Linked DNA regions of Homo sapiens: region 2 is linked to region 1. Evidence: read pairs that join two places in POLR2A ChIA-PET (ENCODE). Cell type or tissue: OCI-LY7. All regions are shown on one strand. Region 1 overlaps UVRAG (UV radiation resistance associated). Region 2 overlaps UVRAG (UV radiation resistance associated).

Region 1 (5,000 bases):
ACTGCACGTGGCCAGTTTTGGCATTCTTAAAGGAAGCAAGGACATAATTCAAGAGCCAGGCCCAGGTCCCATCCATGACTAAAAAATGTCCCTCTCCACACTGAGGACCACAAAAGGGCTATACCCCTAAACAGCATAAGTGAAACTAAACTAAATCCACCAAATCCCTACACACAGATGTCTGTAGGGAAAGTTGCCATGACAGATGAGAGGAGAACCTTCCTTGGAAGAAGAAATTACACAGAATGCAGCAGAGATAAAAAGACCAATATGAAAAAAAAAAAAAAGGTTTAAAAACATGGATGACAGAGTAAAAAGATCTGATACGCATTTAGCAAGCAGTCCAGAGAGAGAAAATGGATTAAGGAAGGAGGCAAGGAATTATTTAAAGAGATAAGTAGCAATTTCCTAGACTGATTAAAAAAAAAAAAAAACTAATTCACAGGTTTAAATACGTAACAGGTCCTAAGCAAGATAAATAAAACCATATCAGAACACATAAAACCAAGTAACTGACAACCAAGAAATCCACCCAATGAAAATACTCTTCACAAATCAGAGTAAAATGAATACATTTTCAGACAAAAAAACTTGGGAGTGTGACACTAACATATGCTCACTAAAGAAAATCCTAAAGGATGCACTTTAGGCAAAGTGAACTCAGAACATTTTTGCTGCAAGAATGAATGAATAGCAAATAAATGGTACCTATAAGAGTAAATCTAAAGAAGGGGTATGATGTCTGACATGATAAAATGAGTAGCTCAGCAAATTTTTCCCCCAAAAAGCAACAGTAAAACTGGACAAAATTCACAATCCACTGGCAGAAGTTACTGGCTTGAGGTATCTAAGCATAAAGTCACGAATCACTGGGTGACCACTAAGCTATGCAGACATAGGAGTAATCACTAGAAACGTGGATGGGCTTGGGAACAGCAGCAGACCGTCACCCAAACAGAACCACTGGCTTGTGGAATGGCTTTAAAGAATCACGTAGCTTCAGCCTTTCCTCTGAAAAATGAAGAGAGCTGACAGGCAGAGTGGTAGAGAGGAAAGTGCTATAATGAAGCCACGTTGTTGAACTGCATAATTCCCTGTGTCTCAGAATCTTCAGTTATAAAACTATCACCTCACAGGGTTTTTATGAAGCTTGAACAGAATAGTAATAAAAAACTAATTACAGCAATAGCTACTATTTTAATACTTACTAGTGACAGTCACTATATAAAGTATTAATAATAGATAAAAAGGGCATAGAGAATGCTTATTCTAGCACATACAAATATTTAATCTGCTGAATAAGCCTTGTTAATCCTAACAATAAATCCACATGAAGTAAATAAGACAATTTGTTAATTCTAATAGTTAAGACGAAATACCATATTTCATCAAATCCAAGACATCACCAATCATAAAATGCATCATAATTGTATATACAACCAAAAAGAACTGGTTTTAAGATGCATCTAGATTGTGCAGGAATGTTAAATTGTGAAAAATTAAAAATCAATAAAACACAGAAACTGAGTCTTCTTGCCTAAGGTCACTTAGTAAAAACAGTATCAGAATTTGAATCTAGTTCTCTAGAATTTGTCTCATGTTCATTTTGTGTGTGTGTGTTGTTGTTTTTTTTTTCTCTTTCTACCAAATTACAAAAGACAGAATTTAGAACAAAGGCGGGCTAAAGAGAATGTCAACAATTTCCTTATTTTATATCTCACAGCCAGAGGCAGAAAAGGAAGAAAGAACTCTGCCCTCTGCCTATGCCCTATTCTCTGAGAGAAAGAACTGGGGAGACTCCACAGGTCTCACACTTGCTCTTGCTGCTCCATCACCAGACTCTACAGCTGACTAGAGCTGAGACAAAACAAACGACTAAACATAATAGCAAAGCCTAGACCACTACTACAAGAATGAAGCATTCATTACAGATTAGCTAAGAAGGAACTGGCCCTTCACTGGTTCACCCAACTGTCCACCGAGGACGCTGAGAAAACTGTAGCTAGGAATGCTGGGGAAAAGCCTTCTAGCCTGCAGCCTGAGGATGTGCCTGCTCCCCTGGAACTGAGTACCCTTCACCAACTCTACCTTACATGAGTAATGGCAATCATTTGTGAGCCATTTACTACATGCTGAGCACTATACCGGATTTAATTTAACATGAACTACAGGACAAACAAGCAAGCTGCGTACAACATAGAAAGAGACAAAATGAGGGCTTCCTCTAGCTTACATATGCTAGGAATGAAAGCAATAAAAGGGACCTTTGAATTTGCCTAGTCCACCTCAAGTTCTGAAATGAGGAAGCTGAGAGCCTCTGGTGGGACCCCCTCCCTGCCTCTACCCCCACCCATTCTTTTCCTGGTTAACGTTTCTCTGACCACTAGGTTTCAGTTCAAACATCTCTTCCTCAGAAGCCTTCCCAATTCTCTTTAACTGTCAGCCTTCTCTGCCTGCCACCGACTGCGAGGATGGGGCTTTTTTTGCTATTGTTTTCCCAAGTAGATAATACAGTAACCTGGAGACAAAGTAAGTATTCAAATATTTGCAGAATTAAAAAAAAAAAACTATTCCTGGCACTTTGCTGCAACAAGACCTAATCACTTTGGGGTCAAAAATATTAAATTTAAGGCCAAGACCAGAAAGCATAGCTTAAGATTCATTTGGAAAAAGTGATTCGCTTTCTCACCTAATATGAATCATGCTTTATAAATAGAGAATAAAAACCATTTTACTCATTTTTACTACTGGTATAATTATTACAAGAAAGGGGGAACAATGAAAGCTGTGTGTTCACTGATGTCCATGGGGCTGGCTGCCGCTCCTCTATGCTCCCATAGGAACCTGTGAGTGGTTAACTTTCTTACGGCACCTGGCATGACACATCACCATCACTGATTTTTTTGCCTGTCTTCCCCTCCAGAACGTGAGCTCCTCAAAGGCAGGGATTTCTACTAGCGTATTTATCCTCTACAATATCCAGCACCATTACCAAAGGTTCAGTGTGCCAGGTACTATACTACTAATTTGACTATATATTCTTACTTAATCTTCATGAAACTCAAGAGTCCTGTGAAACAGACAGCACTATCCCAATTTTTCAGGAGAAGCTGATGCTAAGAATTATTAAGTCACTTGTCTAACGTCATATGGTTGGTTATATCTGGAACAGGAAGACAAAGTCAATATCTGACACTGACTCTAAAATCATGCCAGCAGGCCGGGAGTGGTGGCTCACACCTGTAATCCCAGCACTTTGGGAGGCTGAGGCAGGCAGATCACAAGGTCAGGAGATTGAGACCAGCCTGGCCAATATGGTGAAACCCCACCTCTACTAAAAAATACAAAAATTAGCCGGGCGTGGTGGGGCGCGCCTGTATCTCAGCTACTCAGGAGGCTGAGGCAGGAGAATCGCTTGAACCTGGGAGGCAGAGGTTGCAGGGAGCCGAGATCGCACTACTGCACTCTAGCCTGGGCGACAGAGTGAGCCTCCGTCTAAAAAAAAAAAAAAAAGGCAGCATTAGATCACTTTTGTATACGAGGAAGGCCATGTTGTGGGGACTGTCTAAAGTAAGAATAATGGAGCCTTATGTCCCAGGCAGCCCCTGAAGTTCGAATATAATATAATCATTAATGTTCCTCATGATAACCTTGACTTGTTGAGAAAAGGTTGAATAATCTTCCCCTATTTAAGAAAGGGGAGAGGAAGGAAATCCATTAAAAGGTAATATGGATATGAAAAACTCAAATGGTAATATTTTACTAAACTGGAATTCAACAGACCACCAACTCCACTTATCCTTGAACAGTCAAAAAGAAGATGAAAAAGAGCTTGTTAACTATCAAGTTAGATCAAATATATCCCATCAATTTTTTTAAAAAGACTCCAATACTTGTTCGGGATTTGTTTATTCCTAATTGGCATTAACTGGTATGATTTTCCAGAACAAGTGCTCCACAACATAAATATCATAATACCATATTAAACTAAACTAAAACCACAACATAATACCATAATCCCACCAGAATGGCTAAAACTTGAAAGATAGATAATACCAAGTTTGGGCAAGGATAGAGCAACTAAAAATCTCACACTGCTGGTAAGATGTAACTGGTACAAATGCTTGGGAAAATTATTTGGCAATATCTACTAAAGCTGAACATAACCTACAACCCAGCACTTAATTCCACTTCTAAGTACCTACCTCAGAGAAAGGCACACATATGTTCAGCAAAGGATATGTTCATTAGAATTAGTGAACTACTATATACAACATGAACGAATCTCACAAATATTATGCTGAGCAAAAGAGCAGATGCAGTCCGGGCGCGGTGGCTCGTGCCTGTAATCCGAGCACTTTGGGAGGCCAAGGTGGGCGGATCACTTGAGATCAGGAGTTCGAGACCAATCTGGCCAACATGGTGAAACCCTGTCTCTACTAAAAATACAAAAAAAAATTAGCCTGGTATGGTGGTGCACACTTCACCTACTTGGGAGGCTGAGGTGGGATAATCACTTGAACCTGGGAGGCAGAGGTTGCAGTGAGCCAAGATCCCACCATTGCACTCCAGCCTGGGCAACAAGAGCGAGACTCTGCCTCAAAAAAAAAAAAAAAAAAAAAGGGCATATGCCATGTAAAAGTTCATAACCAGGCAGAACTAAGCTATGGTGTTAGAAGTCAGAAGAGAGGTTCTCTCTGGGAAAAGGTAGTGACTGAAAAGCAAGAGATAGGCCGGGCGCAGGGGCGCATGCTTGTAATCCCAGCACTTTGGGAGGCCGAGGTGGGCGAATCACCTGAGGTCTGGGGTTCGTGACCAGCCTGACTAACATGTTATGATGAAACCCCATCTCTACTAAATATAAAAAAATAGCCAGGCATGGTGGCACATGCCTGTAATCTGAGCTACTTGGGAGGCTGAGACAGGAGAATCGCTTGTACCTTGGAGGCGGAGGTTGCAGTGAGCCGGGATCGCGCCATTGCACTCCAGCCTGGGCAACA
Region 2 (5,000 bases), 240 kb before region 1:
AGGAGGCGGAGGAGGAAAGAAAAAAAGAGAAGAGAGTACAGAGAGAAAAAGGGAAGAGGGCCTAAGATGGGGCCATGGAGAAGCTAGAAGCAGAAAGCCAGGAGAGGGCAGTCCTGTGGAAGATAACAAGGAAGAGTGTTTCAGGAAGGCAGGAATGGCCAGCAAGGCCAGGTGCCACTGAACAGGATAAGGATGAAAAGTGACCTTTGAGTTTGGGTCTATGTTTAGAATTCGGTAGGCACCAAGCTAGATAAAAGGAATTTCAGTATACTCATAGAACTAAAAATCAGACTGGAGTGAGTTAACTAGGAATTGGAGAAATGAAACAGAAACAGACCTGTAAGCATTACAGAAATTAAATCAGTAGTTAAAAATCTACACTCTCCCCAGCAACAAACAAAAAACAGTAGTTTTTTTCTAGGTTCTACCATACCTTTAAGATAGAGATACTTCCTCCTATCTTATATGAACTGTTCTGGAGAATAGAAAAGAAGGTAAAGATCCTCAATTTATTTTATGAAGCTCTTATAACCTCATCATGTTTGCTCAATTCTAACCAAAATCAGACAAGGATTTTATGTGAAAGAAAAACTGTAGGCCAGTCTCATTTCAGTTTGCAGATGGAGACATTCTAAAATATTAGCCAAGGAATCCAATAATGTAGGAAAAAATAATACACATGACCAGGGGGCAAAGATGGTTTAACATTAGAAAAATGTAGTGTTACCTCAACAGATTCAGAATAAACATGGTAAAATTCAAAATACACATATTCATGATTAAAAAACAACTCTTAGTAACCTGAGAACAGAAAAATTCTTCCTTCTGCTAATGCAGGATATCTACCCCAATCTACAATAAATATAATACTTAATGGTGAAAAATTAGAAGCATTCTCTTTGAAGTCAGAAGACAAGGATACCCACTATCACTGCTCCTGTTCTGTAATAAAACATAGTAAGACAAGAAAAAGTAACGAAGTTATAAAAATAGAAACAATACCATTATTCACTAAAAATATGATTGTATACACAAAAAATCCAAGAGAATCGAAACAAACTATTGTAACTAATGTTAGCCAGAACACACTCTCAAAATACTAAAAATCAGTGCTATTCCTGTACATCAGCCAGAAAATGTTAACTATTATAATAAAAAAATTTACAACAGCAACCAAAACTGTAAGCTAATAGGACTAAGTATATCTAATAAAAGATGCATAGACTTTTATGAAGAAAATTATAAACCTCATGGAGGTATGTTTTAAAAAAGCAAGCGATGTAACATGTTCATAGTTAGGAAGACCCAATGTCATAAAACTGTGAAATCACTCAAAGACTCAAGTCAAGAAAAGCCAAGAGTTTTGAAGAAGAGCCTTCCCTAACAGATATTTCCCTAACAGATATGGAGGTTAGCTTTTCCCTAACAGATATCAAGAAAATTGGAGGTATTTTCCTTTTCTGTTCCTATGAAGGAACATGGCTTTAGGAGTTAACACTCTTGGCTCTCTCCATCCTCTCACTCTCTCAGAGGAGGAGGGACTTTCCTGATTGGTGAATCTAGAGGGCAAAATAGCAACTGGGTATTCTTGGCTCAGCCCTATCTGGGCTCCTGAAGAAAAGTCACCTGATCGCTGTCTGCCAATGTAGTTAAGGGCCTGCCTCTGTAGGGAAAGCCTATGGCTCTCCAGTTTACATTGTGATTATGAGGATAAGTTCAATTTTGAGTGACATCTTTGCAAGCCCGTTTTATTTCAGATCTAAAGCCCCATTTTCCAAGTAGCTTTATCAATAGTAAAATGGACATTTTGATTTTTATTTCATTCTCAAATCTCAACAACACTTTTAGAAATTACATCTTACAATAATTAAAAATGTCATACTAATCGATGGCTAGCCAAATAAAGCAACAGAACAGAATAGGGATCCTGGAAATGGATCTCTATGGATAAGCGAACTTGGTTTACAAAAGAGATGCCATTATCATCAGTGGAGAAAAGACAGACACTTCAGTAAATGGTTCAGGGACAATCTGCTATCTGTACTGAGCAAGATTCATTTAGTGTGATTAATTAGTGTTGTAGGTTGCCAATTTTCTCATTATTTTAGGTTATTTACCATTGTGTTAGAAAACCTCTTCATGAATTCTGTGCCTTGTTTCCAACTGGACCACAAATCTCTTGGGGACAGGGCTTGAGCTTTCTCATCTCTCTAAAGCACCTATCACAGAGCTTTACACAGAGACAAGCTAAATAAATACCTGCTAGCTCACTTTTATTATTCTTATTACTTTACTTTAAAACTTAATTCCTCTCTCATATTCCTGAAGGCATCCGGGTCCATATCAACACCAAGCTTTAATAATTATTTTGATGTTTTGAGTGGAATTCTTTAAACAGTTGTGTATTTGCTTAACAGGAGTCCTATCTAAGACCAGACATCTGGAACTTGCCGTTTTGAAAATCAAAGTAAAGACCAACCACAGTTTTTTTACTTTTCTGAAGGCACATCAGCAGAGCAAATCAAATTTCAGAGAGGTAGAATTTCAAATCCACACAGCAGATGATGAGAAAAATACCTGGAATCAGAAGCCAGTGCTGCCCCCAGCTGTCTAACTCTACAGGCCTGCTTTCCAGGCACGTGATTTTGTAAGTTACTGCCCACTACCCAAGGATTCAAACTTCAAGAATTACTAAATGGATACAGCCAACAACTTTCCATTTAGGTCAAGTGAATGAATCTAATGTCTTCTTTCTATCAGACTTCCCCTCTCTCCTTCTCTTTTCAAAGGTCCATGTCTATCCTGACGGAGCACTTTCAGCAGCAGCTTGCCCTCACGGTTCAACAGGTACTGACACCACACACAAGAAACATTTCAGAATGTACCTACTGGTCTCAAACTAAGTCCTGACCCCCTGACCTATTCCTTATCTGCTTTCTTCCTTTAATGCTCACAGCCATGGTCCTGATGCTCATTCTATAATCAGGCCCTTCACCTGTTCTTTGGAAAGGTCCAAGGGGCTCTGGGTCTCCCTTACCATGAATCATACTGGCTGTCTTCCAGTTTGTCTCAGCAATGCCCTCAAGGGCTCCTTGCTCAGCCACCTTCCCAAAGTTCAAGCAATATCCCCTTGGCCCCTCCTCCCTCCAAGGGGGCTACATCCTCCTTAGCCAGACGGGAGCTTAGATCTCCCCAACTGTGATGGCGCCTTTCATTTTCCTCCCATATCTCATTACAGAAGAAAACTCAGAGGCAGGTGTGGAGCAATGTGGAAGTCAGAAAAGATTTTCAGGATCCTATCCACATTACAGTTTCTGGTTATCAGAGATAAAGGTACTCACCACCTGACCATTAGTCCATGCTCCATGAAGTTTTTCAGGTTGGGAAGGGTTTGCCGCAAGTCTGGAGTCCCTAGTCCATGTTGATATCTTAGCTGTGAAGGTGAAAAAATAGAATTAAAGATATTTTGGCAGATTATAAGCTTCGGAAAAATGAACCACTAAACAAGTTATTTTTTTGAACTCTAAAAGAGGAAATGTAAATGTTTGATACTATTATCAGCCTCACAGTACTTTCCACTTACTGGGTATTTGACATATAGATAAGCACGTGTATGAGTATGCACACCCACTTAAATTACGATGGTATTTAAGGTAGCCTCTTCATCTACTTACTGTTCTCTTGCCCCCTAAACTTAGAGAAGACTAAGAGTGACCAACTGTGGAATGAGGATATTTCAAAGACCCCTGTATCTAGCCTTCTTTTCTACCCCCAGACCCTGGTAGGGTTTGCTAACACCAACTCCAGGGACATATACCAGAAAACCAGTGTTTCTTTTTAGATATTGCCAGCTTCCATTCAGCCCTCCCCTTTGTATAAACAAGGGTAAGGACCATCTTGTATTCATCTCTGACTCCAATAGTGTCTGGCATAGTGCTGGTACTTATTCAATGCTTATTAAACAAATACATTGCAACTCACTTTTGACAGAGGCTGTGCTCTGTATTTCTCTTGAGTCTCTAACGTTCCTCTTTGTCCAGACCAGAGCACATAGCTGGAGAGGTGGTACAGGGAAACTGCTGGTTTGTGGGCTAGATCTGCCCTTTGTTTGATTTATTTCTGGTAGAGGCCAATTTTCTAAAATTAAGTGTCCTTCTGAGTACTCTGGATAAGTTGCTAATGGTTTTCATCGGTCTGTTCTTCACTTCCTTTCACTGTGTCTCTGAGTATCACCATTTGCTTCCGTAACTGACCATAAAGGAGAGCCGAAGTAAGTGGATGTGCATATTCTCACACATGCTCATCCACACATCAAACACACAGTAAGTGGACAACACAGCTCTGCAAAAATGTGTTTTTCAAATGACATATTACACATGAAGAAAGTTTATAGACTTTATAAAATGTATGTCTGTGTACAAATGTGAAGGGGCATCGGTCTTAAGGTTTAACTCTTTTAGCACTTAAATTTAAGAGTGGCTAAGTCAAACTTTTAAATATATCCCTCTCTTAAAGAATAAAACCACAAATCATGTGAATAGAAAGCAGGCCTTCAGAGTAAGACAACAGGGGGCATAAATAAACACCTACTAAAAACAGTCAGTTTTCTTTTGTTTGACTCTAGAATTCAACTGATTTTTCTCTGCTTGAGTGATACTTAGAGAAAGAGTTCACTCTCACTGATTCTGGGCTTTTTAAGAAAAACCTCCAAACATAACTGGGTCTCCTGAATGGTTTGAATGAATACACACATAAAGTAAGGATGTAGAAACATACAATGTTAAAACTAAAAGGTATCTTGAATATTATTTCAGCCAATCCTTTTCTTTTGCAGATGGGAAAACTGAACCCCAGAAAGGGGAAGTAAATTATCCAGGGCCGCATGGTTCAATGGCAAAGATATTATCAGCCAGGGCCTCCTTTTCACAAACCATGCTACTCTCTACCACCTACCCCAAAGTCTGAGACGAAAACTGGTAACAATACTTGAGAAAGCAGAA

Evidence for each region. Peaks named below come from ENCODE experiments on the same cell type or tissue, not always from the same donor. Only the 100,000 strongest peaks of a DNase experiment are listed, where the experiment ranks them.
Region 2: POLR2A ChIA-PET joins it to region 1 with 5 read pairs; 2 of 35 experiments call an interaction of 5 or more read pairs at or near these places.

What each region holds. Positions count from the first base shown.
Region 1 is chr11:75,870,905-75,875,904 of GRCh38, reverse strand. The region is part of intron 3 of UVRAG (UV radiation resistance associated); the gene reads right to left. Among named protein-coding and RNA genes, the nearest start is that of UVRAG, 58 kb to the right of the region's middle. RefSeq lists an enhancer at 1,829-2,330. In OCI-LY7, no CTCF peak of the experiment used is centred here; a DNase peak (open chromatin) is centred at 2,294; H3K4me3 peaks cover 1,120 bases; H3K27ac peaks cover 1,582 bases.
Region 2 is chr11:76,114,357-76,119,356 of GRCh38, reverse strand. It overlaps UVRAG (UV radiation resistance associated), which reads right to left. Exons shown (of 15, transcript NM_003369.4): 14 at 3,342-3,433. Among named protein-coding and RNA genes, the nearest start is that of WNT11, 90 kb to the left of the region's middle. In OCI-LY7, no CTCF peak of the experiment used is centred here; no DNase peak of the experiment used is centred here.